Regions from separate parts of the Homo sapiens genome. Here region 1 is linked to region 2. A link is an interaction called in ENCODE POLR2A ChIA-PET data of the cell type or tissue named here. Cell type or tissue: MCF 10A. All regions are shown on one strand. Each heading gives the region's core, and the rest is flanking DNA. Links, peaks and the distances in the headings are about the cores only. Region 1 has its middle 25 kb from the start of LINC01564. Region 2 overlaps ELOVL5 (ELOVL fatty acid elongase 5).

Evidence for each region. ChIA-PET counts read pairs that join two places held together with the same protein. Peaks named below come from ENCODE experiments on the same cell type or tissue, not always from the same donor. Only the 100,000 strongest peaks of a DNase experiment are listed, where the experiment ranks them.
Region 1: POLR2A ChIA-PET joins it to region 2 with 5 read pairs; 2 of 35 experiments call an interaction of 5 or more read pairs at or near these places.

The regions. Positions count from the first base shown.
Region 1 is chr6:53,601,542-53,604,458 of GRCh38, forward strand. No RefSeq gene overlaps it. Among named protein-coding and RNA genes, the nearest start is that of LINC01564, 25 kb to the right of the region's middle. In MCF 10A, for the core only: no CTCF peak of the experiment used is centred there; no DNase peak of the experiment used is centred there.
Region 2 is chr6:53,325,490-53,328,406 of GRCh38, forward strand. All of the region lies in intron 1 of ELOVL5 (ELOVL fatty acid elongase 5), which reads right to left. Among named protein-coding and RNA genes, the nearest start is that of ELOVL5, 22 kb to the right of the region's middle. In MCF 10A, for the core only: no CTCF peak of the experiment used is centred there; a DNase peak (open chromatin) is centred at 1,332.

The DNA.
Region 1 (2,917 bases), core at 298-2,797, 280 kb after region 2:
CCCAAAGTGCTGGGATTACAGATGTCAGCCACTGTCCCCAGCCATACACCCTATTCTTCCTTCTCTCTCCAAATACTCTACATGCCTTTTCCTCAAGTTGACCCCAGCTCGGACTTTGCCTCAGCGCTCAATATCCTACTCTCTAGAGGGGAATTCTACCTCAAATCAGGCCCATGGGGCTAGCATTTGTCTGATAACTGGATAAGAGGCAGCATGGGAGTTTTTAGGTAGTTTTGATGTTAGATTTGTTGTTATGGTTTGGGCTGGTCTGTGTGATTGGATGGACTATGTTTAACATAGAGAGAAAGCTAGAAATAATTAAGAGAGTGTTTGAGCCATAGTAAAATGGGTGGATCTTAGGGAAAAGTTTGTCCTGAAAAGGGAGCTTGAGTGTAATTCAGGAAATTTGGACAAAAGTTACACAAATAGAACAAAGATGTCTGGGGTTAGAGATAGGTTGTCAAGAAATAAACTACCCACAGTTGCAGGCCTCAATGAGCTTCCAATAGAGTGTGGTAGATAGACAAGATAGAGATAGAGGTCAGAGATGTTGCTAAACTTCTTACATTGCACAGGACAGCCCCCTGTGCAAATAATTTTTTGGCCCCAAATGGCAATGATGCTGAGATTGAGAAACAGCATTTGGGAGGATCAGCATTCAGGAAGCCCCCTTTCTCCTCTCCTGCCAAGCAGGCTAGAATTGGATACAGTACAGAAATGGGAAGAATGGCAGTGTGACAGAAGGCTAGTCAGTGAGATGGAGCTGAGAAGGACCTGGTCATGCAGCAGGGCTACAGAGTCCATCATAATAAGGAGACCTCGGATTTTATTGCAAATCCTCCATGAGTTTTTTCATCCATCCATTTCAAATGTAGAGATTCAATCAAGTTCCTATTTTCCAGGAAGTTCCAGGCAGTTTAACTACAAATAAGGGGAAGTCTTAGGTAAAGCACTGCAATAACGCTTTCCTTACTTGCTTGTAGATTCTATAGCAGAAAAGCACCTCATACAGTTTTATGTATAAATTAACCAGCCTAAATATTGTCTACTAACTTTCTTGCGTCTTTGAGACTTTTCAAATACTGCACTTGTCAGTTTGATCTCTCTCACATGTGCCATAGTATCTTGCTGAGCTCACTCTCTTCCCTATAGATAAAAATGACTGAGTCATTTTTGATGGTCCATATGGTTAATTATTTCATAATTGATTATTTAAATTGGATTAATTAATTCATTAATTAACAATTAGTTGGTTAATATGTCACAAATGCCCAGAATCATGCATCTTTATTGGAATTTCCATAAGTTTTTCTAGACTAAATAGGACCAAAAATGTAAAGAAGAAATGTTTTGTTTTGTTTTTTTTGGTTTTGTTTTGAGATGGAGTCTTCCTCTGTCATCCAGGCTGGAGTGCAATGGTATAATCTTGGCTCACTTCAACCTCTGCCTCCTGGGTTCAAGTGATTCTCGTGTCTCAGCCACCCGAGTAGCTGGGATTACAGGCACGTGCCACCATGCCCGGCTAATTTTTGTATTTTTAATAGAGACGGGGTTTTGCCTTGTTGACCAGGCTGGTCTCGAACTCCTGACCTCAAGTCATCTGCCGGCCTTGGCCTCCCAAACTGTTGGGATTACAAGCATAAGGCACTGTGACCAGCCAGAAAGAAATGTTTTTTTTTTTTGCTACAATTGTCAGGAGGTTACATTGAATCAGCTTTTGAACATAAGTTTTCTGACCTATTAAACTGGCATTTAATAAATGGAATAGTTTATTCACTTTTCCAATATTGTTGCAATTCAGACCCAAGGTTGAAGATCCTAATTGCTTCAGTAAAGAAAATATAAAGGAAAGAAAGATATAACCTCCTTTATTTTGCCAATGGTACATTTGTAAACTAGCCAAAAAATAGTAATTTGGTTAAAATATAAAAAAGTACGTATGAAGGCTCTGTAAATAAATAGACATGACTAACTAAGAATGCCACAGAAATGTCAATTGATGTGTTCCCTCTTTCTTTCACTTTGACCCAGGGGTTGCAAACAAGCCAATGATTCTCAGCCCTGGCTGCATTTTAGTGAAACTTTCTCTGACAAATCTTTCTTACTTGGCTGGAAACTCTGTGCCAGGAGTTGTTTCTTTCTTTTTTCTTTTTTGATGAATTTAAACTCATTTTGTGGGCCTTTAAGTAGGTATCCAATGTTGGGATAGGTGGATGGATGAATGGATGCGGGAATGGAATAAACAATTTTAAGTTGTTCTGTCCTTTATTTGATTTGTTTACTGATTTGAAGAACAAAGCATGATCCCTTCTCGTTAGCTGGGCAATCTGCCCACATTTTAACTGGCTGACACAGTTCTTCCAATAACTTCTTGGTACCCTGTGGAGCTCACTCAGCCTCTGTTCTCCCTAAATCAAATTTTATCTTTAGGCCTGAAAGTGAGTGTAACAGGATTATTCTCCACGCTGTGTTTTTTGTGTTCTTTGCATACTTAATAGCTTATGATTTTAGGTTTCAGAAAATGGAATTGGTTTATTTCTTAGTTGAATCAAATCCTAAAGTCAACACCACAATACTCAACAGGATGCAACTCAATTTAATTTAATTCGTGTTTTTTTTTTTTTTTTTGAGACAGAGTCTTGCTCTGTTGCCCAGGCTGGAGTACAGTGGCACGATCTCAGCTCACTGCAACCTCTGCTTCCCCGGTTCAAGCGATTCTCCTGCCTCGGCCTCCTGAGTAGCTGGCACGTGCCACCACACCCAGCTAATTTTTGTGTTTTTAGTAGAGACAGGGTTTCACCATGTTGGTCAGGCTGATCTCGAACTCCTGGCCTCGTGATCTGCCCACCTTGGCTTCCCAATGTGCTGGGATTACAGGCGTCAGCCACCGCACCTGGCCTTTATTTTTTAAAAATAG
Region 2 (2,917 bases), core at 144-2,643:
CAGTGAGCCTGAGAGAGTTTCTGAATGACCGAAGCAACTAGACTCACATGAAAAGTTGATTTCCCACTAGCACCCAGTCAGAGACAGAGAGTCACAGGGCTGAGGGCTTTGCTCAGGAGGAAGATCCAGGCTTGGGACAAAGGGAGAGGCTTCACCAGAGGAGGGGGACTTCCACTGTCACTTAAAAGACTGGTAGGTTTGGGCAGGCCAAGGAGCAGGGGAAAGAAATAAGGAAATTGCTACTCAAGAAGTGGAGGCAGGAGTGGGCTGCCACAATCTGGGAAGAATTGTGACACTTGGTAGGCCGGAAAAGTGTCTCAAATTTTACCTCGACTTTATTAAGCAGCCATGTTAATTGGCTGGCATGTGTTAAACATTCCACTCGACCAGAAAACCAAGTCAGCAATGATTTAAGGCACATTAAAACGTGAATGCTCCATAAATATTTGTTAAATGAACTAACTCTGGACAGAGCATCAGGGAAGACTTCATGCAAGTGGCATTTGGCCAGGTTATTAAGGACTTTGCAGGGTGGAAGGCCTAGGAGGCACAATGGTTGGTGGATAATTCAAGCGAAGGCACAGCATGAAGAGATATAGAGGTGTGAAAGGACACAGTAGACAGAAAGGGTAGGGTATCAGAATAACTCAGTCATCTCTTAGCCTGTTGAAGCCATCGTCTTGAGCATCTTATAAATATCCACCTCTTCCTAGCTGCACCACCAAGGCCCATTTTCTTTCCTGTGGACTCCCAGCTGGCTTTCAGGCACTCATTCTTGCCTCCTTCTATCCACCTCCACATTGCACCTGAGTTCTTTTTAACCACCAAAATCAGTGGGGCCACTCTTGCCTGAAGCTTTTTGTCACCTTGCTCTCTGGATACAGCCTACAATCCCTCACTTGGCTTAGAGGCCCTTTCACACCCAGGCCCATACCTGCTTTCCCTAGCCCAACTTCTGCCGTCCCCTCTTGCTCACTGCCCCCAACCCCACCCGTTTCCTTTTCACATTCTGCAGTGTGTCCTTGACTCCGGCAGCTCCCAAGCAGGGAAAGCTCCCTTACCCGCCTGTCCCACTTCCCCTCTATCTGTGCACACCAGAGAAATCTTCCCTGATTCCTCCCGCAGAGCCCCAGACTAGGTTAGGTCCCTCTCTGTACATTCTAATCATACTCCAAATACAAATTATTTAACCTGTGGTTAACATCTAAGTCCTTGAGGCGTTATGTATCTGTGGGATGACTGTGAGGCTGGAAAGCAGCCTGGAAAGCAGTTTTGCCCTAGGCACCAGCAAGTACGGTGACTCAGCCATACCGGCCTTCACGAGAAAGCAGAAAAAAACCCAAGGTCTGCTTTCCCTCACCATGCTTCCAGCAGAGCAGGAGGCACTCACAACAGGCGCTTGGCACCATTACCCAGCAGGGCAAGATTACAGAACTTTTCACCTTGCTTGCAACTTTAGAAACTGTGTGTCCACCACTAGTGCAGCAGACAGTTATGGGTGACGCTGACCTACAAACAGATGAGATGACCCTACTTTAGATGAGCTCATGTTTCCACATGCATTCTCTAACTTAGGACCCCAAATGGACCCAAATCCTTTGAAACAGGATATTCTGCTCCCTCTTCTGACAAGTTTCTATCCACTCACTCCTCCTGTCTGCCTTCCCTAGTAGGCAATCTGCCATCACCAAAGCAGATCTTTGTCCCCACCCTCCTTACTCAGGCTGGAAGCTATAGTCACAAATACTCCTGATGCCCAACCTACCCCTGTGGTGCCTCACTGCTAGGTAAATCCAACAAGCAGAATTGATGGTTTTGCTGAGATCTGGACAGTCCCTATGAATCCCTTAAAAGTCCTCCTCCTTCAATGGTCACTCTTCACATGCTACAGCAGGGGTGGATGAAACTTGAAAACATTATGCTAAGTGAGAGAAGCCAGATACAAGAGGTCACATATTGTATGATTCCATTTATAGGAAATATTCAGAATAGGCAAATCTACAGAGACAGAAAGCAGATGGGTGGTTGTCAGGGGCTCAGGAGAGGGGAGAATGGCAAGTGGCTGCTAACTGGCAGTGGTCTCCTTTGGGGATGTGAAAATGTTTTGGAATTAGAGGTGACTGTGGCAAACAACACTGTGGATGTACTAAATGCCACTGAGTTGAACATTTAAAAATGGCTTATATAATGTAAATTACACTTCAATTGAAAAATTTCAAATAACTTTTTTTAAAAGTCCCTCTTCACCCTTCCAATTCATACAGTATCTTTCCATCGTTCTGCTTATACTCTGGATCTTTTCCCGTTTCTTTCAAGAATTTATTCATCTCCCATCTGCCTTTTACCTTCCATTTCCTCTCTCGACTGGATGCTTTTTTTCTGCTGACAAATCAGCTCCAGTGTTCAACCTAAAAGTCCTTCCCTGAACTTTATTTTCCCCTCAAATCTCATCTACAATGATCCCAAGACCCCATAAAAGTCAGCCAATTATCAATAGCCTCCACTTTTCCACCTCCTGTATCCCTCTAGTTCCGTTTCCAGCAATAAGACAACCACAGATAGTAAAAAACCTACCGGCTACCACACATATAAAAAAACACTCTTGTTAAAATGAATGAATGAACCTACAAATTTAAAAAGAAACTGCCAGATACCTTTGGCATTGCACTGCCCAATGAGACAGACAAGGGCACAAATAGCTATTTAAGTAAACTGAAATGAAAAACTAAAAATTCTGTTTCTTAGTTGTATTAACCACATTTCAAATGCTCAAAAACTAGTAGTAGTTAGTGACTACTATATTAGATAGTGCAAAATATATCCCATTAAAAAAAATCTGAGCATCTGGAAATACAGTAGCTCAACTGTACTGGTACCTGATTCAGGTATCAAAGAATCTGAGGTTATAAAAATCTTA